Linked DNA regions of Mus musculus: region 1 is linked to region 2. The links are chromatin loops, found by intact Hi-C in ENCODE. Cell type or tissue: left cerebral cortex. All regions are shown on one strand. Each heading gives the region's core, and the rest is flanking DNA. Links, peaks and the distances in the headings are about the cores only. Region 1 overlaps 4930470P17Rik (RIKEN cDNA 4930470P17 gene). Region 2 has its middle 18 kb from the start of Gm40001.

Region 1 (15,414 bases), core at 4,006-12,005, 47 kb before region 2:
TTATTTATTATTTCTTTGTGCACATACTGTGGCTGTTTCTCACTGAACCATTCCATCGGTCCCCTTTCAGCTGCTACAGCAGCTTTGGTACAAGGGTGTAGTTGTTTGTTGGCTAGCACTGGCCTTCTCAAGCTTTGGCTCTTCTTTCTGCATAGGCTAAAAGCTGGGGCATAGAAGGTCTACTGGCCAGGGCACCTAAGTTGAAAACTGTTTCTCTGTTTTCCTCTACCTTAAACAAAATAGCTTCTTTCCTTGAATTAATATTAAAATGTGGATAAGCCAAAATTGTGGAGATGAGAATAAAAAATTAAGAGTAATGACCAGAATAAAACAAGAGCTAGACAAAGGGGCTCAGTTTTCTTTTAGTGTGACAGTATGACAGCAACACCACAGTAGGTATTACATCCTGGAACATATATACTTAGTTTGGGGTGTGTGTGTGTGTGTGTGTGTGTGTGTGTGTGTGTATGCACACGAATGCAGGTGCCCCTGGAGGACAGAAGAGGGCGCTAGATCATCCTCTCATTTTATCCTTTTACCTTTTCTTCTACTTTATAACTTATCTTGATAATCACTGATTGCCTAGTTAAAAATTGCAGAGCTAAGAGCTCCTTTTTTGTAATTTTCTTTCTTTCTTACCGATAAGGTGATTTCTGATAAGATGAAAGATATTCATTGAATCATAATCCACAATGGTTACTTTTAAAATATAAGCATGACTCAAATCAAGCAGTGTCAAGTTGTTAATTTCCGTCTCTTCTGCCCACATGTGATCTAATTAAATAGTCTGAGGCATGACTCGTACTAGAGAAAATACAAAATGCAAATAATTGCTGACATCGTGGGCAGTCTAAAATAACTACATCAGGAAGCTTGCATATCAAATTACTTCCGGACTCATGAGAGATCATCATATCTGAGAGGACTCTGGGATCACACAGATCTAATTGCTGTAGTTATATTTGAATGAAATTGCAAAGAGAAAAAAAGAACTATTTCTTTTGTTTGATGCTTGGAAATCCTTTGATGTGAAATTTGGGGATATATTTTAAAAGCTCTAAAAAAAGACACACTTTTTTTCTTCACACAGCAGATCCAAAACAATGAACGACTTCCCCATCATGCATCTGGCACTTTTTTGATGGGAAGGATGCAGAACAAGGTAGAGAAGGTTCCTAAACACCTTATTTTTACAGTAATGGAGTGATTAAATTTTTATTCTTTTTTGTATGTATGTGTCAAGGCTGGAAAATGACATCAGGCATCTTCTACAGTTACCTCTCCATCTCATCACAGTTTTAAATGTTCTATGTTCAGTGCTTGAGTGTTTTGACTGTGTGTGCACATCTGCAACCCCTGCACTCCTATGGCAAGATGGGAAACAGAAACAGGAGAACCCCAGAAGCTCAGGGGCCAGCGTAGTCTGGCACACACAGCAACAAACAGGAGATGCTGTCTCAAACAAGCTGGAAGATGAAGACAAACACTCAAGTTGTCTGTGGCCTACATGTGCCCAGACTTACACACACAACCACACACACTGCCCCCCGACACACACACCAAATTTACCAGAAACTGAATAGAATAAATTAACAAAGTATGTTCTACCACAGCTGGGGAAACCGATGTCAGATGTGCTAACTCAAGATATGCTCAGAATCCATAGTTTTGGAGGCTTTAGCCCAATCTTCTCTGAGCATTGGTCCAGGCTAATAGTAGCCATCAAATTCCTGGAAACTTTGGCTTGTAGTCATAGCACAATAGTCTGACTCCATCTCCACACACTGCCTTCCCCCTGGGTTTTCCCCTATGTATCCCCTCCTCCTAATAAAGATGTATCAGTCAGTAGACTTAGGGCTGACTCTAATCAGGTAGGATCTATTCTAATTACATTTGCAAAAGCTCCATTTCTAAATAGGGCTGCAAGATGGTGTTCCAAGTTCTGGGGTTATAATGTGCAATTCACTAGAGGGAAACACTGATAATGATGATAGGTCATAGATAGAAGGAGATCGATAGATGATAGACATACACAGACAGATGGGTTTTGCCTAGAGCAAAGCGATCTTTCATGGCTCCTCCTTATACAACCCAAAAGGCTAAGATGGCAGGCACTCACAGTCATGAAAAATGAACCTAGGACAGAGGCTCTGCGTTTGTTCTTTCATACTAAGAAGGTTGACGATGTGGGCCCTCACTGGCAGACAGACATCTGTGGAGCTATACAAAGCAGAAAAGGCTTTTTATTAAGAATTTAGGAAGTGTTCCCAAGAGGAAAAGCCATCAGACTTCCTTCTCTAGGGTTCCCTTGAGGCCACAGCAGAAAGCGGGCACAGGCTGGGGTCATCTCTATTGAGATCAGCTAACTCTCTAGGCTGCCATGAGCCAATCCAATGGAGGAGTCACACACTCTGTGTATGTCCCTTGGCCCAACCAGGTAGGTGGGCATGTGTTACCCACCCAGGTGGGAGCAGCTGCAGCCCCCCCTCTGTCCATCTGTGCTTTGTGAGCTCCTGATCTTGACTGCTGGCTAGCCTCTCCGTGTCAGCCGGGGCTGGCCTTACCCGCTAAGCCTTACAGGTGTTTTTCTGGCTGTTAATTATGCCGAGTACCCTCTGTTCTCAGATTCACATGACTGATCAGCGTGTAGCTTTTCCCTTGGTAGAGAAATCACTTATGCCAGCCTCCAAGATGTAGCTGCATTCTTTCTCGGTTACCTCAAGTTTAGTTCCCTGTCTGTGGAGTGTTCTTGTTGTAGCTACTTGTTAGGAGACTTTCCTGTGTGTAATTTACTCTCTTAGCAATTATATGCCTCAGAAGCAAGGATACACGGAAGGACAGCGGTACCTTCCACATAGTAATCAAGGGCTTTGGAGAGAGAGGAGCCTGCCTAGGGTCACTGGCTCACCGTTTTTTCTTCATCTTATCTCTTTGGCTTAGTCATCTTAGGTCCAGCTACAGGTCCTCTTATTCATCTTCCCTAGTGCCGCAAACTTTGCATTTTAACCTTTAACCCTTTTTTTTTAGCACCACCCTTAAAGACATAAGTTAACATGAGGGTTGCAGCATGGGCTCCTAGCCACCTCCTTATTTCTCGTAGAAGATGAGGATATTAGTGCCCACAGGAGGGTGATATGGGATACACAGGAAGCCAAGGGGGAAGGCTGCAGAAGAAACCAATCCTGCTGACACCTGCACTATAGACTCCCAGCCTCTAGCATTGTGGGAAAATAAATTATTGATTAAGCCACTCAGACTGTGGCCCTTTATTATGGCAGCTGTGGTGATGGAACAAGATACAGAAATACATTTCCTAAGAGGAGTGTAGACTGGAGCTGAGAGGGGGAGACTCACAGACTGCCTTATCTATCGTCATGGTATTCCACACAGAGCTCTGAGGGTAAGGACTGGCACGAGAAGGAGGCATTTATTCTCTCCCTGAAAGCCTTTTTATTGTTTTTAGAATTGTTTTAAATTTTTATTCCTGCGCATGTGTGCATCTGTGTGTGAGTATGTGTGCCTGTGTGTGTGTATGTTTGTGAGTGTATGTGCAAGTGTGTGTGTGTGTGCATGTGTGAGTATGTGTGCATGTGTGAATGCATGTGTGTGTGTACAGGTGTGAATGTGTGTGTAGGTGTGAGTGTGTGTGCAGGTGTGAGTGTGTGTGCAGGTGTGAGTGTTTGTGCAGGTGTGAGTGTGTGCATGTGTGAGTGCATATGCAGGTATGAGTATGATACAGGTGGAAACCATAAGAGGATGTCAGGGTTCTTGGACCAGGAGTTACAGCTGATTGTGAGCCACCCATGTGGGTGCCAATAACCAAACCCCAATCCTCAGTAGGAGGACCAGAAAACATTTGTAACAAGTGAGCCATCTCCCAAGCCCTGTAAGCCCCTTCTTTTACTGCTAAAAGAAAATTCAGCAACTTCCAAAACATTCTTTCGTGTTATAGCTGCAATTGTGATTAAGTTTGGGGAAGAGTTGCATATTTGGCACGTTCTAGCAGCGCTGGCTGTTAAGTTCCTGGTGTTGCACGAATGGCCTGGAACATATCTCTTCCTTTAAAATGTCATTATAATAAAAAATGTGCATCGTTCAGAAGTTTCAACAGTTTACATGCCACCAAGATTTAATGGTAGTTAATACTTTGGTGTATCTTAACTCTTTGTGTTTTTAAGAGGAAATAGCATTTGTCTCGTTCCTTATTTCCCATGCCTTCTCTGTCCCTGCAGAGAAACCGTTACTGCTGCATAAAGCTTTTAGGTTTGTGCTCTCTTGCCCTATGTGTATGATTCTCTCTTCTTTATGAGGGAACAAGCAGTGCATGTGTGAGCATCTGCATGTGCATGTGTGCATGTGTGTGTGCGTGAGCGGTTTCCCCTCAGTGGCCGTACTATATCTTGCTATGAGTGTAGGACTTGCGTAGATTTGACGAGGCTTATTCGGCTGTGAATGGATCATGGTTTACTCAGTAGTCTCCCTGTTGATAAGAAATGAGGTTGTCTTGCTTTCTCAGCTGTGACAAACAGCTGTGGTAATGACCGTTTCTGCATTTGTCACTCCCTGTGCGCACAATGTGTGCACACAGTGGTCTCTTGGTTGCTTTCCTGGACTCGCTTCAGAAACCCTCCCTCCAGCTGCATCTGAGACCTTGACCTTTACTGCTCCAAGTCTCCCCCAGAGACACCGTCAACCCTATGCTGAACCTACTGATATGGGCTAAATAGAGACAGTGACATCTACTTTTTTGTGACTTCAGCTCAAATTTGAATTCAGATCTCCAGATGCTGGGAGGCATGCATCATTTAACACAAAACTATATCAAAAGGTTGGTACTAGTCCCCGGGTAAACCAGTTGATCATACGAGAAGGAGAAGGCCACCTATTCATCCCGTTAATCATTCCATTGCTCAGGGGAAAATTTTTGTTTTGTACGTCTGTCAGCTGCTCTCAGGAGGAGTCATGAATTCTGGATCCACGAGCAAAGACAAACAGGGCAAGGAAAGAAACTAAGCTATAAGAACTTCAGAATTTCCCACCGAGTTCTACATGCTGTCTCCCGTTAAACAAGTGTCAGGTTACCAGTAATGTTTTTAGACTATATTGTAGTGTGCGTGTAACATTTCAGTGTTTTTATCTTTGTGCTCGTGTGTGTGTGTGTGTGTGTGTGTGTGTGTGTACGCAAGTATTTGTGCGTGTGTGTGTGTGCATATATGTGTGTACAAGCTAGCAGTAGGCCTTAGGTGTCATGCTTTAGGTGTCACCCACCTTGATTCTTGGGACAGGCTCTTCACTGGGACTTGGAGCTTACCTAATAGATTAGGCTGGCTCCCCAGTAAATCCTGGGGAAACTTGCCATCCCTGTCTCCCCACTGTTGGTATTACTAGTGTGTGCCATCATGCCTGGATGCAGGTCCTCCAACTTACAGACTAAGCTGCCTCCAGTCCAGGGCTCTCACTCTTGAAGGACAAGTGGGCCCATCACAGTCACACAGTGATGTGATCAGGCACCTGTGCACATCAGTCACTTATTAGAATAACATCTGACTATGATTATATCACTTATCACGTGACAGCTAGAGATGCTCACTTCATAGGTTACTTTATTGAATATTCAAAACATCTAATACAAGACCAATTGCTGTCTCCAGTTCAGAGAGGAAGATATTGATATCCAGAAAGGTTCAGTAGTTCATTCATACACACATAGGAAAACTGGGCTGGAATCCTGGTCTATCTGACTCAGGACTACTTGCCCAACATGACTTTCCTAGGGATGGTACCTCCCACAGTGGATCAGGGTCTCCCACATCAACTACCATCAAGACAATCCCCCTACAGACACACTCATCTGATACTGGTATCAGCTTCCCTTCTGAGGTAGCTCCGGTCAAGTTGACGGTTAAAGCTAATTAAATCATCTGTCCACTCATCAACTGGCTATTTCTGGCAAACACATCCTAATACCAGTCCTTAAAGTCCTCCTGATTTTATCTATGGGAAAGTTCACACGCTCCCAGGGAAACAAGCCAGAAAATGATCTTGACAGGGAACGCTTGTCTAGCTTCTGATTCTTAATTTAACAAGAACAATGCAGAAGGTGAGGTCAGGGCCAGAAAATATCGCCACAGTGTGCTGAGGTAGAGGTTGACATATTCTCCACAAGCAGGAGTTGGAAAACAAGTTGTGATTTTCTGGGCTCTTGATCATCTTCCTGGTGCCAGGAAACTGTACGTGTTTTTTTAAGCACCATAAAGTGTCTCCCTCTCCCCCTTGGCACATGGGAAATGTCATCACACAAATGATCTAACTACACACAATGACACCACAGAGACTGGGATTTATATTCACGAGGAATGCACAGACACGTAACTCATGAGCAATGCTGACAGAATGAGTAATCAGAGGGTCTCAGCGGACCGTAGATCAGGCCTGAATCTCCCATATATTTAGTGCATTGTGGAGTTATACAACTTTCCGTCATAGGAATTGTCATTGGGTAGATTGCATCCTGGGCTTGTAACTACTGGACTATGGGGGCCTCGTTTTATGGACAGGCAAGTAATCTGTACTTTATTATTAATAAACACAGTTCCGGCCATAGTTCTGTGGTGACCTGGGTGTTTATAGCCTGATGGATGTGACTTATGGAGCATTCTAGATTTCAGGAGGACATTTTCCAACCTCGGGAGAATATGGTCCAGTGGACACGCCCTGTGTGAATACAACCTCCAGCCTCTTGCATGGAGTTTATTAAGATGCCATCAAGACAGTCACTGCCCCTCCAGACTCAGTGCTGCCCTAGCATTTGGAAGGAAGATAAACAGTCGAGTAACTTATACTGGTGTCACTCAGAAGCCAGGGCCTTACATCTCACCTCTAAGTGCAGAGCCATTGAATGAACTAGCAAAAGGCACAGACAGACAAACTGCTTTATCAATAAACCATTAAGCCGCTTTCTCGAATTTAAAACTTCACTGGCAGCTTTGACGGCATATCTTTTACCTGTTCCTATTCATTCCGGTTCTTCTGTGTATTCTGTCCTCTGCTCCTGGGGACTTAATGGCACACCCTCAATAATAATTTAATATGTAGCTTTAATTTTAATTAAAAATCAGTGAAAATATTAAAAAAAAAACTCCCAACAAGTGCACACAGGAGATGGCTGCTCCTTGTGTTTAATTATCCAACCATTAGGCAGTAAAGGAGAATCACTCTCTGCCTGTGCAGTGCAATTAGGAAGAAGTGTCTGCGATCGGACGAGGGAGCTGGACAATTCCAAATTAGATTTTTGAAAAGAAGCTGGGGAGGCAGCTCTAAATTAGTTTTTCGAGAAGAAAATTGACAGTTAATATGTATGCTAATTGATGTCATACGTTTCCTAGGTATGTTCTTTGGTTGCTTGTGAAAATGTCCAAAGGATGCTTCTTGCATGTCCCTTTTAACACGAGTGAGGGTGGAACCGGGTGGGCTGGGGGCTCTGTTTCTATCTCCTTTGGAATTTTAGAGTATGTCCTCCCCCTCCCCCTCCCCCTCCCCCCTCCCTCCCTCCCTCCTTTTCTCCCTCCCTAAGGAGAGCTGTTCAGCCCCAGGAATTAATAGCCAGTGTGGGGGCAACCTGGTCTACAAATGAAAATATTCCAGGGCTCATGGTCAGTTTAACAGTTTGTGGTATCACTGGTTGCCATTCTCACAACTGAGCAACTTAAGTGCTGTGATTTCCCCCTCTGCAGACAGAGATGAGCATTCGCTGAAGCTGCACATTGTCAATGCGCCTTTACATACGTAGGGAATGAAAAAAAAAATCCTGGCTTGGGTATATAATGCTGCAAGGCCTTCAACTGCTCTGTGCTCCCTAGTGTGCCCCTCTGTGACAACAAGATGGGAACGGTCTCTAAAGCCTGTGACATACTCTGTTGACACCTACCTCTTCTTATCAAGCGTTGAAAAGGATGTCATCAAGGATGTCATCTATGGAAGAGAGAGGTTACTGACGTGTAAAAAGTTACTTCAGTCTCTGTCCCTGACTCTTTAGCCTGCTTTGGGGACATTTTCCCTCTAGCTGGGTAGCCTCATGGGGATGTGCCTGGTCTCACTGTAATTTGATATGCCATGTTTGGTTGACATCCCAGAGCAGTCTGCCCTTTCCTGAAGGGAAGGAAAGAAGAGTGGATCAGGGTGAGAAGGGGTGTTGGAGGCGGAGCAGGGGGTGTGGACGGACTGGGAGGAGAGGAGGGAGGGGAAATGATCAGCCTGATGTAATATATTTGAGAATTTTTTTTAAAAAGTTAGTTCACTCTTAATATTTTCTGCACTTGTATGTATGTGGGAGTAAGTATGCAAGTGTGCCTGTGTAAACGGCTGAGCTTACACCAAGAGTCTTCAAGTGCTCATTACCTTATTCATTGACCCAGGGGCTCTCAACGGAGCCCTGAGCTCATGGATATAGCTAGCCTAGCCGAGGACCCTCAGTGGAACTCTGAGCTCGTGGATATAGCTAGCCTAGCTATCCAGCCAGCTCTGACTCTGCCTTCACCCCGAAGGATGGAATTACTGTCGTGTTCCATGCCCACTTGACATTTGAGTGATTTCCGAGGAAGAAAACCCTGGCCCTCGCCTTTATACAACAAGCACTTTATCCACTGAGCCATCTTCGCAGCCTACGCATTCAGAAGGAATATAAATATCCACTTGACACCTACTCTTACCCACTCCAAGCACCCGCGAAAGAGATGCGTGTCATCAGCTAGACATCCTGAATGCTCTGCCGTTTCCCGTGGAGCTGTTTTTCTGACATATGCATCACAGAATCTTATTCCAAAATGTGATCTTTCTGGGCTTAAAATATTTTATTGATTTATCTACTCCTAAGCAACAAAAGGCGTACAGGAAAGCTGTCAAGTTTTAGCTTAAATATCTGTGACCATACCCCCTCAATATTAAAACAGTTCACCCAATTGTTTAGAATAACTACAACTGTTACTGTCTATCTGTGAGCAGACAATCAATGTGCTTCATTAGCATTCTCCTTTCTGCCCCCTTGCCTCCTGACTTCCTTGGCCCATGACCTAAGTTCTGGCCTGAAAATACACTCCTGTGACCACACCAGTCTCTTCTCATCAGATTGAGCATTTAAGTCTATCTGAACTCCTTAGGAAAATATAAGAGGCATTCAGGAGAGGAACCTGTCTCCTCTTCTTATTCCTGTATCCCAAGAGTGGTGTGAGCCACGGAAATATTAGCACCTATTTGTAGAATGCTCAAAAGAATGGATGTGAACATCAAATGAGAGGAAACTTGGGCTGATTGATTCAAAATCACAATTAGTGTGAAGCAAAGCTTTGTTTTATTGTATGAATATTGAATTGTATTTTACAGCCTTATTTTATTGTATGTATATGTGATCCCTGAGTGTTTCTATCTATGCAAAAATGCATATGGATGTCTGTGGAGGTCAGAAGAGGGTGTTAGACCCCCTGGAGGTAGTTACAGGTAGCCATGAGCTGGGATCCAAACACCATTCATCTAGAAGAACAGCCAGTGCTCTTAACCGCTGAGCCATCTCTCCAGCCCATTTCAAAGCTTAATTACTCTAATACAAGGTAAACTCAAGGATGTATTGTGGCAGCAAATGGGAAGATTTACGGTACGTGAATAATCACATATTTTGATAGCGTTCCTACCTACCAGCTGTGTGTACAGGATGTGCAAAAATTCCTTTCATAGATAGTTTAACAGATCATAGAAAATGCCTCACAGACTGTGTTTCAAATGTTAAGTGGAAGCATGCTTTTTAAAGATAGTTCAGTAGTAAACAACATAACCAAAAATTTAAGAACAGCAGTAATCTACCCTCTTCCCTGGAAAACAAAATCGCTCTCCTGATGCTCACCAACTGGAACACCGAGTTCACATTGAGAATGCACACAGACCGCACATTGACAGTGCACACGGACTGTACATTGACAGTGCACACAGACCGCACATTGACAGTGCACACAGACTGTACATTGACAGTGCACACAGACTGTACATTGACAGTGTACACGGACTGCACATTGACAGTGCACACAGACTGCACATTGACAGTGCACACGGACTGCACGCTGACAGTGCACATAGACTGTACATTGTCAGTGCACACAGACTGTACATTGACAGTGCACACGGACTGCACGTTGACAGTGCACACGGACTGCACAGTGACCGTGCACACGGACTGCACAGTGACAGTGCACATGGACTGCACAGTGACAGTGCACATGGACTGCAAGTTGACAGTGTGTTCTAGACCAATGTTCTGCTGTGGTTTGTTTTATCCCCCATGCTAGAGTTCCCAGCCAACGTGTCTCTGTGGACAGGAAGCTTTTGCTTCTAATTAGCCCATGGGTTCTGTGGTGACTCCCAGTCAGTAAAAAAAAAAAAAAAAAAAAATCTCAGGATAAGTAACTTGGTCAGAGACAACTAAGCAGTGTGTTTGCCCTTGTTTGCTTGGTTTATCCCTTACTAAGTTAATGGTCATCAAAACTGTGATGTCTGCAAACCGACTTCACAAGACACAGGCAGGTCACTAGGCAGCCTTCAAGAAAATCTGTAATAATGCTCACTTCCGGGCTCTCAGAAGTCGTCTTTGGAGAGGTCCCTGCCTCCCCGGGTGCCCTTGGTTTGAGCTACTGGCCCTGCTGCTTCAGGCAAAGCCATCCAGTGGGGAGCTGCAGACCCAGCTACCTTGGCTTTACCACCTCTGTGCCAACTGTACTCACATTCTCAGCCTCTACCTCCCCTGGGATGGAGCTGAGGCATCGCCCACACACCAGCCACAGCAGGCCCAAAGACGGAGGGACTACAGCAGAGCCGGAAGCAGGTAATATCTGTTGGGGCAGGGCTGGCGCCATGGTGAACTGTGCCTGGCTCGCTGGTTTCATTTCTATCCAGTGGGCAAGCGCTGCTTGGGAACCAAGTGCCTTGGGCCTTGGGCATGGCTGGGAAGCGTGGTGAGGAGCAAGCCACGGTCATGCTTTCAGGACTGACTTTTATATGATCAGCATCTGGGCAAACCTTTAAATCCCCATTGTTAGGACAGCCCAAAACAGGGTGTGAACCCCAGCAGGAGGGAAAACAAAAAAACAAAAAAACAAACAAAAAAAAAACCAGATTAAGCCAGGGTGTGGCTTTTGAAGCCAGGGACACTGTGGCCAGTAGCTTTCTCTCTCAAATCATGCTTTCTGGGCAAACATGAACCATAGTGTCCTGAACAGCCTGTAGAAAGTCTTTCACCCACATTGAGGAAGTGAGGCTGTCTACCAGCACCCAGCACCCAACACCACAGGAGCGAAGCTTCTGTCACGGAGTCATCAGGAAGTAGGGTCCCGGGTGATATCTATAGTGAACTCAGGAGAGACCTCAGCCAGAAGGACCAGTCTGGCTGCTTCTAAATCCCTGAGTCAAGACTCCCTGAGAGGGGGCTAGGGCGACAAATCAGCAGTTAAAGCGCACTCGGACGGACAGACGGATGGACGCTGCCCTTCCAGAGGACCCAGGCACTCACACGGGGACTCACAACCATCTGTAACTCCAGTCCCAAGGGATCTGATGTCCTCTCATGACCTCTGTGGGCTCAGACACATATATGGTACACATATTGCACATGTGCTGGCAAAACATTCATACACATACGTTTTAAAATAAAATTAAAAAAAAAAACCCTAGGAGATAATGTTTCTTGTTGTTCCGTCAGGATGTTGGGGTATTTTAATGTCACAGGGACATTGTCTTAGTCGCTGGACTATTGCTGTGAGGACACACCGTGACCACAGCAACCCTCTCAAGAGAAAACATTCGCGTGGGACTTGCTTACACTTTCAGAGTTAGTCCACTGTCTTCATGGTAGGAAGCATGGTGGCACTCAGGCAGGCATGGGGCTGGGGCCGTAGCTGAAAACTTCTATCTGATCCTCATGTTGGAGGCAGAGAGAGAGAGAGAGAGAGAGAGCAAGCCTGTGATTGGGCCTGGTGTGGGCTTTTGAAACCTCAAAGCTCACCCCTACTGACACACCTTCTCCAACAAGACCACCTCCTAACCCTTTCCCAAATAGCTTAACTGGTGACATTCAAACCTAAGAGGCAATGGGAGCCATCCTTATTCAAACCACCAGACATGTGTTAAGCATCTTAAATCATCCCACACACACGTGTGTGAGCACACACACACACACACACACACACACACACACACACACAGTTCCCTAGGGTATGTGGACCAAATTCTAATCTATAATGACAAAACAGTTGAGTCTCCCAAATGGAATAACTTCAGTCCTAACCATTTCATTTCAAAGCGAGAGAGGTGGCTCAGTAGGTAAAGTGCTTGCTTTGCAAGCATGAGGGCCTGAGTTCAATCCCCAGGACCCAAATAAAAATAAAAAAGTGGGACGGCCCAGTGGTGTGTGTCGCTGAGAGGCCAAGACAGGCAGATCCCTGGGGAACACTGCAGGGCAGAATAGCCTAGTTGGTGAATTCCAGGTTCAATGGAAAACTCTAACTCAAAAAAAAAAAACAAGCAAAAATTACCATGGAGAGCAGCTCCTAAGGAATGGCACTGTAGTTGTTCTCTGAACCTACACACATGCACACACACTACATACCACACACATGTTCGTGTACACACACATACACATTACAAGTTCTCTAACACACACACACACACATGCACACACACTACATACCACACACACATGTTCATGTACACACATACACATTACAAGTTCTCTGAACCTACACAAATGCACACACACTACATACCACACACACATGTTCATGTACACACATACACATTACAAGTTCTCTAACACACACACACACATGCACACACACTACATACCACACACACATGTTCATGTACACACATACACATTACAAGTTCTCTAACACACACACACACATGCACACACACTACATACCACACACACATGTTCATGTACACACATACACATTACAAGTTCTCTGAACCTACACACATGCACACACACTACATACCACACACACACATGTTCATGTACACACATACACATTACAAGTTCTCTAACACACACACACACATGCACACACACTACATACCACACACACACATGTTCATGTACACACATACACATTACAAGTTCTCTGAACCTACACACATGCACACACACTACATACCACACACACATGTTCATGTACACACACATACACATTACAAGTTCTCTAACCTACACACACACACACACATGCACACACACTACATACCACACACAGACACACACATGTTCATGTACACACACATTCACACACACACATGTACATACACACATGCACACACACTACATACCACACACATACACACACACACATGTTCATGTACACACACATACACATTACAAGTTCTCTAACCTACACACACACACACACACGCACACACACTACATACCACACACAGACACACACATGTTCGTGTACACACACATTCACACACACACATGTACACACACACATGCACACACATAGAACCAAAGAATGTTGTTTATGAAATATTTCAAGACAGTAACACCAGAAGCTACAGAATAAATTGGTCCTGAAAAGTCGGGCTTGCTTTGGTTGGTGTCTTAATTCCCAGGTATGACTTGAAATAAATGCATTCTCTTGACCTATTTATTTAATCATCTGTAAAAACACACAGGCTAAAAGTCAATATTTCAGAAAAACCCATGTAACCGTTTGCAGTTCACACACAGGGATTAGCTCTGTCTAGGTAACGCTGACCTTCAGAGCAGGGTCTGTTGCTGGAAAGGAGTGATCTGCTTCACCGTGATACTGTTTTGAATTCTTCAGGTTGCAAGGCACTAGCATTACAGGGTGAGTGGGAGGCAGGCTGTGTTCACCACCTGCTTGCGTTTTCCTCCTGTGCACTACGAACAGTGGATAAACGCTAATTGCCATTGTGGGTCTGTACTGAGCGGACGGGGCTGCTCTTGGAGAGCAGTAAAGTCCAACAGGACTGGAAATTAATTGGTTAATTAAAGCCCCTGGCATTGGACTTCTTTACCTTTCTGTCCAAGCAAAGGCTTAAAAGATAACCAAAGCAGTTCTGCCACGCTATCATCCCTATAGGAAAATCCAGGAACAAATGGCGCCCATAAAGCTGACTTCGGTTAACATAAGCATTGGGGTCACCTCAGATTCAGCTATCATTATGGCGTTAGGAATGTCTGCAAGCAGGAAAGAGATGATAATTCAGAGAAGCCAGATCTAAATGTTCAACTTTGCCAGGAAAGTCATTTTTTAAACATTAGATCTGATTGCAGCTCTGAGCGCCCAGGGTGTTTCTGAGGTGTTTCTGCTTGCAGCCTGCCTCTGCCGTACTTTCTTCTTTGTTTAGGCTTGCATTTTAAAGTCACTATTCCCTATTCTCCTTGAAATTTTCAACAAGTTAAGTGCTTCTTTTAAAACTCATGATGGGGTTGGAGAGATGGCTTAGCGGTTGAGAGGGCTCTAACCCTGAATTCGGCTCCCAGCACCCAAGCTGGGAAGCCAACAATCACCTGTGTTCCGGCTCTGACACTCCCTTCTGGCCTCCACAGGCATAAGCATGCACACAAATACAAACATGCATGCACATACACACACATAAAATAAAAATTTTGACCTTATTATTGTTTAAGCAGCTTCTCCTCTACCAAGAAAAGTGGCTACTCCGAGAAAGTTTTTTGGCAAACAGCTTTATTTCTCCCTCTCGTATAATGCCATGCATGTGTGTGTGCGCACATGTGCACAGGCGTGTATGTATGTACACATGTGTGCATGTGCACTCTCATGCATGTATGTCTGAGCATGTGAAAGGTAGAGATCAGCCACGGATGTCATTTTTAAAGAAATATTGGCCTCCCATTTGAAACAGGGTCTCTCACTGGCCAGGGAACCCCAGAAGTCCACCTGTGTCTGGCTCCCTAGTGCTGGGATTACAAACTCATGCCACCATGCTGGCTTTTCTCTGAGGGTATGGGGATTGAACTCGGGTCCTCATATTTACACAGGCAAGCCTTTTACCAAGGGACCCATCTCCCCAGCCACATGTTTTCTTTTCCTCCAGGCTACATGAGTAGAACAGCACTTTCCCTTTGTGGTACGTCGGCTTGTCTGCATGAACTCCCGCCAACAGCGCTCGGAAGCGGGAATACACAGGATTGCTGGGCCCACGCCAAAGCTTTTCTCCACTTCTTCCCTTCAGCTCCTGCAGATGCGCCAGACCCTTGGAGACTATGTATCACACACAGTTTTGAAGCAAGACACAAGGATTCTTCATCCCTAAATCCAGGACGTGGCAAGGAGCTCTTGGGCCTGTGGATACTGACCAATTCTGCATCCAGTAGAAAATTCATTTCAG
Region 2 (15,414 bases), core at 3,729-11,728:
TCGCTCTCTGTTTAATCTTGGAAACAAACCCCTGAGCCTTGACCCTTCCGACAGCAGGTTATGCTGTAACTCTCCTGCCTCCTGAACATCTGGCCATTAACCCCACACCCCTGCCCCTTAATTCCCACAGGGGCAGATGTTGGCAATTAGCGCTTCTCCTGCTCAGACCTCCAAAAGGCCTCCTGCCGAGCCTTTCTGTAAATAGCTTCAACTACCTAGCAAAACTGACATAAGGACTTTCGGACAATTAACCAACCATGAGGGACAAATGCAGCAATCTCTCCAGACTCACTGTGAGTATATATCATAGATAACTAAGATATAGTTTAATTTAGGCACAAGAATGTTAGGGCACAGGCAGTCCCTTTCAGTAGCCCCTAAGAGGCCAGAAGAAATCAGATCACATCCCCTGAACCCCCTCTCTCCCCAACCCCCGTCTCTCTGTGTGTCTCTCTCCTCTCTGTGTCTCTGTCTCTCTCTGTCTCGGTCTCTGTCTCTCTCTCTCTCTCTGTGACAGGGTTTATTTGTTTGTTTTTTTTAACAAACAGCAACAAAATGACTTCTTTCACTTCATTTTATTTTTAATTATCCACGCTTGTGTGTGAGTGCAGGTGCCCTCCTCAGGTGCCTCACGCATGAGAGCTCCTGGAGCTGGACTAACAAGAGGTTGTGAGCTGCCTGCATCACGGTGTGCTGGATAGTTTTATGTCAACTTGACACAAGCTGCTTGTCAGGGAGGAAAGAGTCTCAATTAAGAAAATGTCTCTGTAAGATCCAGCTATAGGACATCTTCTTAATTGATGATTGATGAGGGAGAGCCCAGACCCTTGTGGGTGGTGCCATCCCTGGGCCGGTAGTCCTGGGTCCTATAAGAAAGCAGACTGGGCAAGCCATGGAGAGCAAGCCAGTAAGTGGCACCCCTCCACGGCTTCCACATCAGCTCCTGCCTCCTGCCACGTTCCTGCCCTGTTTAAGTTCCTGTCCTGACTTCCTTCAGTGATGGATTGTAATATGGAAGTGTAAGCCAAATGAACCTTTCCTCCCCAGCTTGCTCTCTGGGCATGGTGCTTCCTCACAGCAATGGAAACCCAGACTAATGGGTGCTGGGAACTGGACTTGAGTCCTTTTTGTAAGATCATCATGCTCTTAACCACTGAGCACCTCTCCAGCCCTGGGCCGTGGTTTTTATAGCTCCTTGTCTATGATACCTCGTTCCTTCATGTTCCTTGTCGTATTTAACCAAATCACATGGTATGAAGTTCCCTGAGCCCCCATGAAAGCAAGTAAGAACCAAGTATCCCCTTTTGGGGTGATTGCTGCTGGGGTCTAGGGAGGATTTCCCTGGGAAGGCACCTCCGGCCCTACCCTCACACACACCAACTCTCTCACGGATGCAACCTCTTTTCGGATCTCTCTTACTCTCCCTCTCCTTTCCAGGTTTTAAGGGAAGTCTCTCCTTCCCTTTAAGGCCCTTTCATGCTGGTTTTGAATAGGGTGCTGTTTATTTCTAAAACTGAATCAGCTCAAATCCCGATCATGCCCCTGAGGTCTTTTCTCCTAATAAAGCTCTTTTTAAATTCTTTATTCTGTTTTCTTTGAATGTCATACATGCATACTACACATTTAGATCATATCAACCCCTGACTCCCAACTTCCAACTCCTCCCAGATCCACCCTTCCCCAACATTAAGTCTTTTTTAAGAGCCCATCAAGTCTAATTTGCACTGCCCAAATACTAAAGGGGCCATTCCCGGGACTGTGGTTCACTTACCAGGAGCCACAACCTTAAAGGAGGCGGGGTCACCTCTCTCAGAAGTCTTCAGTTGGGGGTGGGGGCTCATGAGCCTCTCCAGGCTAAGGTGCAGACTGGCTTGATCTGCTACATGTCTCGTACAGGCGGGGACAGCTGCTGTGAGCTCATGAGTGGAGATATCCATGTGCAGAATATGCTGTTTGTGTCAATAAATCTCATTCTTGAAGGGTAATTAACTGTCAGTGTCCTTTGCACAAACTGACTGTGTGTTGTCAAAGGCCAGCTTCAACTGCGCTTGTCAGCCGAGGGCCGAGTGTGGAGTCAGAGATTAGTGACTCAGCAGACTTCTTCTGAGGGAGCAAAACTTAATTTTGGGGGGCTGGTGAGAAAGGGAGAAAATCACAGAGAGAGAAAGAGAGAGAGAGAAAGGGAGAGAGAGAGAGAAAGGGAGGTGGAGAGAGAGAGAGAGAGAGTCAGAGAGAGAGGGAGGGAGGGAGGGAGAGATTTGATGGATGAAGCAAGTTCCAACAAGCTCCTATAACTTCACAAATACACAGATAGACAGACAGACATATTGGATGGACAGAGCAAAGCTGCAACAACTTTATTTTTTTTTCCCCTTAGCCCTTTCATACCACCTAAGACAAAGTTTGTGTAAGAAGAAAATGAACTCATAACCACAAGTTCCTATTCGCTAAGAACAATGACCACAAAAACATATTCTTCAAAAACAGTTTTAAATCATTACACAAAAGGGAATCACAACGGGATTATTGGTTACGTATTCTTCTTTTGAAATTCATACCTAACTAAACATTTCCCATCTGTCTCTCCACAAGTTCATTGTAACCCCAAAGCGATAATTCTTTTGTCACTGATTAACAACGTTTAAGCAAGGTAGCCTGGAAGAGTCAGTCCTTTCCTAGGCTTGGCTGGTGAGGGTTTGTATTTACCAAGAAACATCGTCATCTAGCTTAAGTCTTACTTTGGAAGTCTTGATTAGCTAACCTGGCTAATCACCTGTTCTCTGTTCTTACATACACAATGAAATGACTTAACTCTTTGTTCCTGGCCTTCCTCTTCGTGGTGCACACCGAAACCCGTGGCCATATCCCCAGATCACAAGATCCAGGAGCTCAGACCCCAACCTGGAATGAATGTTTTCTTTGGATCATTACCTGTCCCCAGCCTACTTTTCTTGCTACTACAGTTAAGAGCTCACTATGCAGCTCTTGCTAGTCTATGAGGAAAGGGCACATTCTAGTCTTAATACTAACATTAAACTTTCCATCAACCACCCTAACTTCCCCAAAATCATTTAAACAAAAACTAGCTTTCTAAAACTAAATCAAACCAAGAATTCCATGAAACCATGAATTCATCTAAGCAGCATGAGCTCAAGAAAATTTATCTTCATGTTGATCTGCAGGAAACTTGCCCAACAGCGTGGGGATATCACACCCAGGAAGCAATCACACCAGGCTATAGGCAGTGAGGGCCCCCCCCCCCCACCACACACACACACTCACTCCATGCCAGGCCTATGAGGAAGGACAAACATGAGAAGACATGGCAGCAACCCTGAGACATGGCCCCTGGGTCCGTGTGTCTCCAGGGTATGCCCATTAGTGCTGAGCAGAACAGTGAGTCTTCTCCAGGAAGCTCACTTGCCCACTGCAGCTCTTTCTGCATGGCATCTTGCCAGTGTGTCTTGTTTCCTCCTTTTTCTTAGAGTTAATGAGCAATGATTCCCAGAGAGAAGCTGTGTCTTCGAGGGCTAATTAGACCTCGTGCTATGGAGAGGCTGAAATGGTGCAGGTCCCAAGGCTAATTACCATCTTTTGGGCTAGCTTCAGCCCCATGAACAGCTTTGCCCACCTCTTTGGAGGAACTAACATCCTAATAGGGAATGGCCTTTGGGAATCTATTAACATAGCAAACCACTTGCTTCCACCAACCAAAAGTTAAGTTTTCAGATAGCATCTATAGTCTCTAGAAGAGATTCCCCCATTTTGCTGGAACCACCTCCCTGAGGGTGGTGTCTTGGGTTACTGCTGCTGTGGCAAAACACCGTGAGCAAAAAGCAAGTTGGAGAGGAAAGGGTTTATTCAGCTTACACTGTTGAACCAGAAAGCCCTTCCTTGCAAGCCCCGAAAGACCAACCAAGAGCCGACTCTGATGTAATCCGGTCTCCTTATTTACACACCTGGGCTTACTCACTGCCAACCCACAGCATGGTTTGGTGAAGTAACCCTGAACTCTCCTCAGGACAAGGTTTGACAGGAGATGGCAAGCAAGGGCTGAGTGCTTCTAGCCTAGCAAGCATCTAACTGGGGGGGGGGGGGGGGGGGGGGGCGGTTACTGTGTCCTTTAACATAATTGGCTGGCACTGGGAGTCAAATCATAAACTTAACTTCTGTTTTCCTCCTGATTGGTGGAGTCTGAACACAAGATCTGGTCCCTCAACACTTCCACATTGCTGCTCATCACTGAAGAAGTCAGGACAGGAACTCACAGAGAACAGGAACTTGGAGGCAGGAGCTGATGCAGAGGCCATGAAGGGGTGCTTCTCACTGGTTTGCTCCCTGTGGCTTGCTCAGTATGCTTTCTTATAGAACCCAGGACCATCCGCCCAGGGATGACACCATCCACAATCCACTGGGCCTGCCCTTATTGATCACTAGTTGAGAAAATGCCTTACAGCTAGATCTCATGGAGGCATTTCCTCAATTGAGTCTCCTTCCTCTCTGATAACCCTATTTTTGTCTCAAGTTAACATAAAACCAGCCAGAGGTGGATATCAATGCGTTTATTACTTTCTTTATTTTGTTTCTATAAAATTCCCTGAAAAATGCTTCCACATCAGGAATGCGGGGGAGATCTATAGCTACAGTCATTCAAATTTGCTCGAGAATAATCCATTTCCCTTGTACTCTGAGTTGAAAGTTGTGTTGTGTCCGCATTAACAGAACAGCCACAGCCATGCAGGGTGCTCAGAGCTGGGGCACTGAGGTCTCCTCTCTCTAAATACCTTACTGGCTATATTGGCTGTACTCTCCCATCATGGCGGCATGAGCTGACATGGTGCCACCTTGTGAGGTGGTGTGCAGGAGGCAGCACAGGCCCAGTGACACAGCACTAGACTTCTGCAGAAGAGTCACCCTAACACACGCATAGCCATTCTGTGAGCGTTGATCTGATAAGCAGGAGGGCTGTTGACTAAGGAGCTGGAGCACAGACAGTGTGGACGTAAAGGGAAGACAGTGTGGACGTAAAGGAAAGACAGTGTGGACATAAAGGGAAGACAGTGTGGACATAAAGGGAAAATCCTATCCAGGCAGGAAGAAGCGGGGCTCCTTCACATTTCATCACGTCACTCAAGGCAGTATGCAACTTAAAACCTACACGAAATGGTTTACTTCTGGACTTTTCCATATGAGGTTCTTGAACTGCAGTAGACTGTGGGTAGCTGAACACAGAGCAAGCTAAACCACAAAGTTGGGGCCATGATAACATAGGCTAGGGTATCTAGCTTGATGGCACATCCTTAGGGCATGATGTCAATGATAAATGGCAAAAAGCATCATTTCCAACATGGGTGTTTGGTCCAGTCCACACACTCCCTCCCTCATTCGTTTTGGTCCCCCAGGCCCGGCATCCCATGTACTCCAGCACAAACTCTGTCTCGGAAGAGCATAGCATCTGGGAAGAATAGAAGTAACACAGCCATCAGTCACACAAAACGAGGCTCCGTAGCAGGAGATTAACACGCTCCTGGCTGTGTGGTGCTGGGGATCCTGCAACTTCCCTGCGCCTGGGGTTTCTTGCCAAGAAAGTTGAATTGTTGAGAGTATCAGGAGGCTGGAGAGATGTCTCAGGGCTTGAGAACACTGACAGCTCTTCCAGAGGACCAACATTTGATTTTCACCACCCACATGGTGGCTCATGACCATCTGTAACCTGAGTTCCAGGGTCATCAAAGCCCTCTTCTGATTCTTGTGGGCACTGCACATACATGGTACACAGATATAAAACAGTATGATTAAATCTAATAAAATTTTTTAAACACCACAAAAGAGGGCTAATAAGAAGACTCAGCTGCTTAAGGCATTTACTGCCAAGCCTGACATCCTGAATTTGATTCCTTAGGATCCTCACAGTAGAAGAAGAGGAAAAAATTCATAAAAGTTGTGCATCATGGCACACAAGTGCACCTCTCCCTCTCTTTCTCCCTCTCCCTCTTCCTCTCCCCATCCCCTTTCCTCCTCTCCTCCTCCCTCTCCCTCTTCCATCTCTGTAAATAAATAAATGTAATAAAAATACATACATACATGCATACATACATACATACATACAAGGATACTCTACAGAGAGCTAAAGAAACACAAACCCACTGGGTGGTGGACTTAGTGACCCTAGGCTATATTCTCAGAACTCTGAAAAGAGAGGCAAGACGATCAGGAATTCAAGGCCAGTCACAGGTACACACTGAATTTGAGGCTAGCCTGAGCTACGTGAGATCAGGTTTAAAAACTTAGTAAATTGAAGCATAAAGTCAAGAAAACAGACTCGCCCTTGGGAGGTTTAGCAGCTGGATAGAAAGAAGGTTTTAGTGTTGTTAAAAGCATCCAAAATGCATGGTTGAAATTCTGTCTAGAAAGACATGTAAAATTCACACTCTTTTTTTAAACTTTCAAATGTTTCTTATAGCTTTTTATAAGATATGCTTTTGGCCTGAATCTGTCATCCATAGGCAGACATTAGCATTTCCTGGAAGGGCAGACTGGGAACGTAAAAGAAGACAATGCAAAATAAACCAGATTGACCAGAATTTGTTTTAACGGTCCACGTATGTCAGAAAGGCTTCCAGAACGTGCAGACTCATAGCTGAGGAATGGCTAGAGGGTAGAGGCTCTGGGTACATGACTTTCAATTCACTGAGCAAAATCCATATGGAACAACAGAACTGTGTTTGCCATTCACCAGGCAGGGCGTCACATGTGGAGATGGATAAATCCCTGCTGTGCAGGGTGCTATCCCTTGAGACAAGATGCTTAGTGGCATCTTTAGCTCCTCCTCCTTGAGATGCCAGCAGTATTCACATCAAGCTACATAGGCAGGAATGTCCCCAAATATCACCAAGTCTTACCTGGTGAGGGGGCAGGGAGGTGGGACTCAGTTCCACTGCCCAAGGCAAGAGATAAAAAGATCACAAAAAGATCACAGCCTCTTCTCTCTCTCTCTCTCTCTCTCTCTCTCTCTCTCTCTCTCTCTCTCTCTCTCTCTCTCTCTCTCTCTCCTCTCTCCTTTCTGCCTAAAAAAAGCTGCCATCTTATCGAAAGGAGTATATATATATATATATATATCATATTATAGATTGTATATATGGTTTATTCTAAACTCGTTTATGTCATGATTTTTTTTTTGTCTATGTGTACATTTCACATTTAAAAAACAAAACAAAAACCCTTGCATTGCACAGGGATTAGCTATGGAGAACTAGAGACCAGCTTCCAAGTTTGAATCATTATCAAGCACTTAGTAAGTGTGTGATTTATGGCCTGTCATTTTTCCATCTCACCTACCTAAAAGAGAACCATATGCCAAAAGATTGCCAGAAATGGGCTAGAGAGATGGCTCGGCCAGCGGAAGCTCCTGCCATGCATGCCTGGTGAACTGAGTGCAACCTCTGGAACCCACACAAAGGCAGAAGGAGAGAACCGACTCCACAGGTCAGGCACTGCGGCACACCCCCCTCCCCCAACACACACGCCACCCCCCAAAAAAGACTGAGGTGGTGGTGGTGGTGGTGCACACCTTTGATCCCCAGGCTCAAGAGGCGGGGGCAGGCAAATTTCTGTGAGTTCAAGACCATCCTGATCCCTCTATGCAGCAACTTCCAGGCCAGCCAGGACTAGGTAGTAAGGCTCTGACTTAAAAACAAACAAACAAAGCTGGGAGTGGTGCACTTGGGAGGCAGAGGCAGGCAGATTTCTGAGTTCGAGGCCAGCCTGATCTACAAAGTGAGTTCCAGGACAGCCAGGGCTACACAGAGAAACCCTGTCTCGAAAAACCAAAACAAACCAACCAACCAAACAAACAAACAAACAAAACAAAACAATAGCAAATTATTGAAAGCATCTTTAAAAAAATCAAAGATTGACAAGCACAACCTGTAACATGTGGGCAGAATTCAGACAGCTTGCTCATCATACACCAGCAGTTGATTCCCAGGGGGGCGCAGAAAGGTCCCTTGAAGGCGGTGACAAGTTGTGCACAGTGTGCTTGACACACAATAAACTCTGCAAAGGAGGAGGGGCTGGATTTGTAAAACATCACCTGCTGCGTTCTCATCCCCTAGGATGCTGTAAGTGCCAACCGAGCACAGTGGTGTTGAGACAGAAAATGTGTAAGAGCTCCCGGTACCAGCGTAAAGCTGTCAGGAGGGATAACTGACTGCCAGTCACCAAGATCTTTCCTGTCCACGACTCTGAACAGAAGGCAGCTCAGGCAAAGGGGTGCAGACTCTGAGATCCTCACACACTTTGTCTCTCACCACTGGTGCCATCGATATCTTCAGGCTTGCTGAGGAGCTGGGATGTTACTAGCCCAAGCTGAGAGGAAAGAGAATGAGGTGGGCACGGATAAAGCTACACTCAGACGCTCGCCCACTCCCGCCATCTGTTGTTTATGTTCTGGCTTCATTGAACACCGTGAGGATGAAGGACAGAAGGAACAAGAACAGAAATCTGACTTCAAGTACTCAGAATTTGGGGTTCTGTGTGGAGCACTGTCTCTCAACCCCAGAACAACTGCGCATGACACTTCCCTATGCCTGGACTTCCTGACCCAACAGCAGGGATGGAAGCAAAAAGGGGATGAAGGAGCCACCACAGAGCCAGAGTTGAGGTTTCTTGGTGTGTTTTGGTCCACCTGAAGTTCTTTATTGGAATGCTAAGGGTCCTTTTGCCTGGATTCAAACCTTAGCCTCATGCCTGTTAGCTGTATGCCTTAAATATATTAGGTTCTCCATGGGTGTTCAAGGAAAAGAGGAAGACATGAATGTAAGTTTTCTCCTCCCCCCGCCCTCTTCAAACGCTCCTGTGAGGTCAGGAGAACAACAGGAGGCCATCCTTGAAGTGACTGACTCTGTCAGGTGAGGAAGGACCAATCTTTCCTTTCCTCTTCTTTGAAATGGGATTATGGGGTGGGGCTTCCTTTGCAATTGTTGCTGCTAGGTCACTGTAGAGCAAATCTTGGCCACCATTGGCCGCCATTGCAACCTCTCCACTTCAATCCACTTCTCCAAGCAAAATGCAGACCACAAAACCATCATCACAAGCTGCTCCCATGCTGATTACAGGCGAAGTCTACCATGGTCCAGATAGTCTTCTGGGCCTAGCACAAAATGGCGGTCTCCGTTTACCAGCAGGGTCTCTCCTTCTCTGACCTCTACCTGTAGACCATCTCATAGCCTAAGATTACAGGATCAACTTTCTTCCTCCCAGTATGAGCCTGGTAAGCTAGCACCTGAGATTCCTGGAATGCCTCTCTGTGCTAATGAGGTGTTTCCCAGTATCTTAAGCCTTCAGGCATGACTTTTGCCCACCCTGGATGTTCTTACCCCCTGAGTCCTCAAAACTATATAATCACCCCAGTAAAGTTAATCTGCTTCCTCACAGCTGGCTCCAGTGTTGTCATTACCGTAAGTAATCACAGGGTTTCTGAATGCCCCTCTATCATCTCTGCTCCATTTGCCCTCGGGGTCTAATGTCAGCCAACAATCGCTAGGGACCGGGAGAGTCACAGCAAGCCAGTATCACCAAGAATGACTAAATCCTTGATACCGCATAATATGAAGCCCATGTCTAAATTTTTCTCATCTTTAAAAAAAAATTTTTAATTGTACTTAAAGTGTGTGTGTGTAACTGTGTGTGAGAGTGTGTGTATGTGTCCGTGTGTGTGTGTGTGTATGTGAGTATGTGTATGTATAAGTGTGTGTGTATGTATGTGTGTGTATGTGTGTGCATGTGTGTGTATAAGTGTGTGTATATGTGTGTGTGAGTGTGTGTGTCTGTGTATATCTGTGTATGTGTGTGTATGTGTGAGTGTGTATGTGTGTGTCTGTGTATGTGTATATATGAGTGTGTGTGTGTGAGTGTGTGTATGTGTGTGAGTGTGTGTGAGTGAGTGTGTGTATGTGTGAGTGTGTATGTGTGTGTGTGTATGTGTGTGTGAGTGTGTATGTGTGAGTGTGTATGTGTGTGTGAGTGTGTGTGTGTGTGTGTATGTGTGTGTGTTGCATCAGAGGACAATCTGCTGGAGTTGACTCTTTCCATTGTGAGTTCTGGAGACTGAGCTCCAGTCTTCGGGCTTGGTGGCTTGGTGGCTTGGTGGCTTGGTGGCTTGGTGGCAAGTGCCTTTGCTTCTGAGCCGTCTCTTTGCCCCTTGCTTAGCTGTCTCTCACACTTTGTAGTCTTATTGCTCTAAATGTCCTGTTTGACAAAATTAGTGAGCTGGCAGCTTTGTGTCATTCTCACAGAGCAGAAAGAACATGGGGAAGAAGAGCACCTACCTCATGTTTTGAAATCCAGGATTATAGATGCTGGGCCCCAGAACCTGCAGCCTTGCCTTACAGATGCGCTGGACCTCAAGGCCTTCTATGATAATGCATTGTAGCCAAGGACATTTGCCTTCCATCTCAGGTCTTAGAAAAATCTGGAGAGCCATAGGCATGCGTGCTTCCTGCACCACTCGCTGCCTTTGAGCACAGCTCCTGCCTCACAGACACTGGTTGCTAAGTTAACTTACCCAACAAGTACCAATGAGTACTTACCACAGCCTGGTACTGTTATGGGTTAAACAAAGGACTCACTTAAGAGCCTTTCCTCACTGAGTACCAGTGAGGAAAGTGCTTGTTGCACAAGCATGAAAACCTGAGTTCAAATCCCAGCACCTACATAAAAACAGCAAGTGTGGCGGTGCGAGCCCATATTCCCAGTGGGGAAGCAGAGATAGCTTGACCAGCCTAACCCAACCAGAGAGCTCCAGGCTCAGTGGAGATCAATTGAGGAAGACACCTGACACTCACCTCTGGTCTCTACACACATTCTGCAATGTATGTCCATAGGCACAAACCCATATACACACACATGCACCCCAAACATCCATACATGAGAAGATCCTTGATTCTATAGAACTTAGATGCTGATGGAAACAGAGAAAACAATGAGTTCGTGTGTGTGTCAGGCAGCGACACAAAGCCAGGGATGTGGTTGGACGGTGACCGTGGAATGGAGCTGAGATGAGGCCAGGGAGTGAGCCCTGTGGTTCAGAGGGCATCCCAGGCAGGACATACTGCTGGCATTTAGTCCAGACTCTGCCCCACAGCTACCTGGCAACACTATAAAAGGGGCTGCTTGCCCCCTCCCCTCTCTCTTGCTCTCCTACTCCCATTCCTTACCTTCTTTCCCCATTCCCCTCCCCACTCTCCATGAGCTCATGGCTGGCCTCTACTCCTCTACTCTCTCTCTCTCTCTCTCTCTCTCTCTCTCTCTCTCTCTCTCTCTCTCTCTCTGCCTTTCTCTGTCTCTCCTCCCTCAACTCCTCTTTCTGTAACCCGAATAAACTCTATTCTATACTATGGCTGCTCCCTCAGGGGAAGGGATGCCTCAGCATGGGCTGCAGAGGCACCCCCTGCCCCCACACCTGACTACACCTCCACCACACCCTTTTCCCTGTATCTTTCTATAAAACACAACACATACCACATGTTGAAACTCTACAGTGGGAGAAAGAGAGGGAGTTCAAGGAAGGGGGGGGGGACTTGGTGGCAGGAGAGAGCACAAGAGGGGAGGGAGCTAGTGATGACTTCAGACAGGGAGGCAGGGGCATACCATCTGGAATGGGCTAGCAAGCCCCTCCTTACTGAACCAGGCAGTAATATTTAGACTCTCTAAGTCCTTTGGCCTTCATCAAAATTACTCAATACTGCCATCACAGAGGGAAGCATTGCCATAGGTAATATGTAAATGAGTGGGCATAGTTATACTGCAATAAAACCTCATTTATGGGAGCAGGTGAGATTTGGCTCAGTCTCCTGCCCTGTGATCTAGGGTTTTATAAGACCTGGTAATTAGCATGGATTTAATTAGAAGCACAGTTAGAAGCCACTTGAGAATTTTGAGCAGGAGAACAATATAATTTAATTTACTTTTTAATATGACCATGGCTGTTCTTCATGCACTGTAGAAAAGCAGGCTCAGAGGCCAGGAGACAAGCAGGACACACAGGAAGCTGTGATGGTTGATTCTGATTGACGACTTCATGGGACTTAGGATCATACCAGTGGTGGGTCTATTTGAGTTCCCAGAAATGTTTAACTGAGGAGGAAAGGTCTGCCCTCTGTGGGTGACACCATCCCATGGACTGGATCCCACAATTAATAAAGAAGGGAAAGTGAGTGGAGCGCCACAGTGCATCTTTCCCAACTAGAGACGCAATGTGAGCAGCTGTCTCCAGCTCCTGCCGCCATGATGGACTGGAACCTTAAGCCACGAAGCAGAATAAGCCCTTCGTTTTCAAGCCGCTTCTGTCAAACTTTGTCACAAGAACAGGAAAATAACTGGTACAAAAGTTAGGTATGTCCCAGGCAAGAGAAGGTGTAGCTTTGACAAGATGGCGGTGCATAGCATTGTGAAGAGCTGACGCGGCCAAGAACATACATAGCATTGGTTAAAGATCAAACGTGGGCTGTTGGAGAAAGAGTGACTGTCTTCTTGTCAAAGACATGCGTGCCAACTTCTGGGATGTCACCGAGAGACTGCCAGAGTTTGTTAGAAGAGAAACTTGGAGTGGCAACCCCCCCCCCCCCCCCCCCACACACACACACACACGTAGTTCCATTGCCAGGGAGGCTGAGACAGGCAGACCCCTGGTGCACACTGGCCCACCAGCCCAGCCTAGTCTGCAGGTTGTAGGTCGGTTGAGAGATCACGTAGGTTGAGAGATCATGTCTCACAACGCACCGTTAGTGTCATCAGAGAAGGAACGTTACCAACGCAGACACAGTGTACCTGGGTGCGCGCATGCGCAAATGTGATGTGTTTAGTGAGCTTGAGCCAATGACTTCCTGACGTACACAGCTAAATTATCTGAGGTTTTTTTGTTTTTGTTTTTTTTTTTAAACCCCTCTGTTTCTTGAGTATCATCCTGAGATTAAAGACTTTGGAGAGAAAGCAGAAGTTTCAGTGGCTCACTGTAGGAGTCCCATCTTTGCTGCTCTGTCTCAGGCTTTTCGCCCCGCCCCCGCCCCCCCCCCCCGCCGCCCGCCCCATTTTCCAGGGTGGTTTTCAGGGCACCATGTATAGTGATAGGAGGAAAGCCATGAACACCCAGCCCCACCCTATCCCCCTTCCTGGTTCCTGCTTAGTGGCCCCATTCTATAATGGTTTCTGAGCACTGTCTGCCTGTTACCTCCCCTCCCTCCCTCCCTTCCTTCCTTCCTTTCTTCTTTAATTCATTTTAGCTGGGAATGACTTTGCAATTCCTAACGTCTCTTTGACATTTTAAGCTCAGTTAAGGGTTTTCCTTAAACTTTAATGCATTTCATCGGAAGGATAAAATAAAGCAATCTTGCCAGCTTTTATGAATAATTAGTGACTCAGAAAAGAGCCTCGAGTTAGTGGGGAATTTGGTGAAGTGACAAAAATATGCTCAAGTCTATAGTTTGATGCTCTTTAAAGAATTCATCACAGACTAATAATAGGGTGTGTCAAAGGGACCCGTCAGGCTGACAGGAAAATTGTTTTTCGGGAAACAAAGTCGGTGTGGCATTTATAGCAGCCCCTCTGGAGGTTTGCAGAACAAGAAAAAGAGGAAATTTAATTCCATTATTTTCCTGTGCCCAATAAGTGATGAAGCCTAGAAGAAAGATCAGTGTGCTGGCACATGCACTTGTGCGCATGAGAACACACACACACACACACACACACACACACACACACACACACTCACACACATTCAGAAAGGGGGACACATTTTCTTTTACTCTCTAACATAGAGAGGAATGAGTCGCTTCTAACCACTCTTACCCTTTCCTTGAAAAGTCTGATTTTGAATAAAGTAAAAAAAATCGCACTAAATACCATAGTGGGAAATGGGGCCGGGGAGTAGGGTGGGGAAGGCTCTCGAAAACCGTTTATGTGACATGCTGTCGTGAGGATTTCAGACCTGGGTTGGGGATGGAGGGAGTCAGTGCCCCTACCCTCTCTTCCTCAGGCCCAGTTCTTCTCTGTGAAGCCGTTCCCCCTGGAGAAACGATGAGCTTGTGGGGCTTCCTAACAGACCATGAGTGAGCGTTTTCAGGCATGGGTGACCCCCAAAGAATCCACACTGAAAAGTCTACACCAAGTATAGATGATGGCTGCTAAAGCCAGCATGGAGGATGGCTTCTTCCCCATGTCTTTTTAGGTGGGTCCTCTCCCTCTGGTCACCCTCAGTCTGTCTTCCCTAGCCCCGCCTGAGACATAAACGCCATATGCAATTAGGGCAAAATTGGGAGGAACAGTTGTATATACTTGGGTCAGGGTCCAGTTACCTCCCACCCCCTTCCTCTCGGAGATAGTCCACAGGTCCAGCTGAGATGATGTTTCTCCAGCGGAGGCAGCAGATCTGATGGAGAGGGTGACCTTTTGGCTCCAAGGATGATTCTGTACAATGCATACTCATCCCTCTGACACCACCTCTCTCTGTCTAACTACACACATCAGTCTTGTCATGGGACAACTTGGCCTTCCCTCAGCCACTTGGTAGGTCCATGTCACTTCTCTTCCATTTACCCTGAAGATGTTTTCCACGTAAAAAAGCTGTAAAGCGGACCCTGCCCCTGCAAAGGCACGCCGGGGAGGTGGTTAAAGAAGTATGAGGACGGGAGTTCTGATCTCCAGAAAGCATCTAAGTGCCAAGCAGACAGGTGGCTGCCTGTCCAGTACAGGAGACAGACGCAGGAGATCTGGAAGTGAGCTAGACCGGACAAATCGGTGAGTTCTGGGTTCGAATGAGAGATTCTGCCTCAGTAGAAGGTGGACCAACCACGGTCCAGGAAAACACTCAATGTCAGCCTCTGGCCTCTGCAGGCACACACATGTGCAGTGCACTCATGTTCACCTATACACATTACAAACACACATATAGATATTTAAAAATAAATTAATTAAAAGTCACCTCTTCAGTAGGCAAATTCCCAGCTGCTACTTTGTCTATTCCTAAAAAAATAACCAGGAGTCTCCAAATATATAAAATCCTTTACAAATGAAGTAAATACCAAGCTTGTGGGTTTTGTTTTGTTTTGTTTTGTTTTGTTTTCTCAAATAGAGAGAAAAAAATTAGTTTTGTTATCTAGAAAGAGAAAAAAAAACAATTTAGTTTGGAAAATAATAGTACCTATGAATGAAAAAACGATTTTTTAAATCCCCAAAAATACTTGCCTGATAGGTTGGAGTCTCTCTGTCTGCTAAGAGTCCCCTTAGCAAAGGTACTGGACAGACTTACGGATGGTGTTTCCATCCTGTGCCCAGCGCTCCTTGGTGCGATCCCCCTGGGTCAGCCTCTTAGGGTTGAACTTAGTGGCTTGCTTTTAGTCAACCGCCCATGGTGGAGGT

What was found. A loop is a pair of places that touch in the nucleus more often than their neighbours do. Peaks named below come from ENCODE experiments on the same cell type or tissue, not always from the same donor. Only the 100,000 strongest peaks of a DNase experiment are listed, where the experiment ranks them.
Region 1: a loop joins it to region 2, with 3 times the contacts of the local background. A loop is called at or near these places in 24 of 42 quality-filtered maps.

Annotation. Positions count from the first base shown.
Region 1 is chr2:170,579,538-170,594,951 of GRCm38, reverse strand. 4930470P17Rik (RIKEN cDNA 4930470P17 gene) reads left to right here. Exons shown (of 2, transcript NR_027825.1): 2 at 15,121-15,414. Gm14637 (predicted gene 14637) reads right to left here. Exons shown (of 3, transcript NR_166525.1): 3 at 14,734-15,414. Among named protein-coding and RNA genes, the nearest start is that of Gm14637, 11 kb to the right of the region's middle. In left cerebral cortex, for the core only: no CTCF peak of the experiment used is centred there; DNase peaks (open chromatin) are centred at 6,250 and 8,692.
Region 2 is chr2:170,532,377-170,547,790 of GRCm38, reverse strand. No RefSeq gene overlaps it. Among named protein-coding and RNA genes, the nearest start is that of Gm40001, 18 kb to the left of the region's middle. In left cerebral cortex, for the core only: no CTCF peak of the experiment used is centred there; DNase peaks (open chromatin) are centred at 6,702 and 8,410.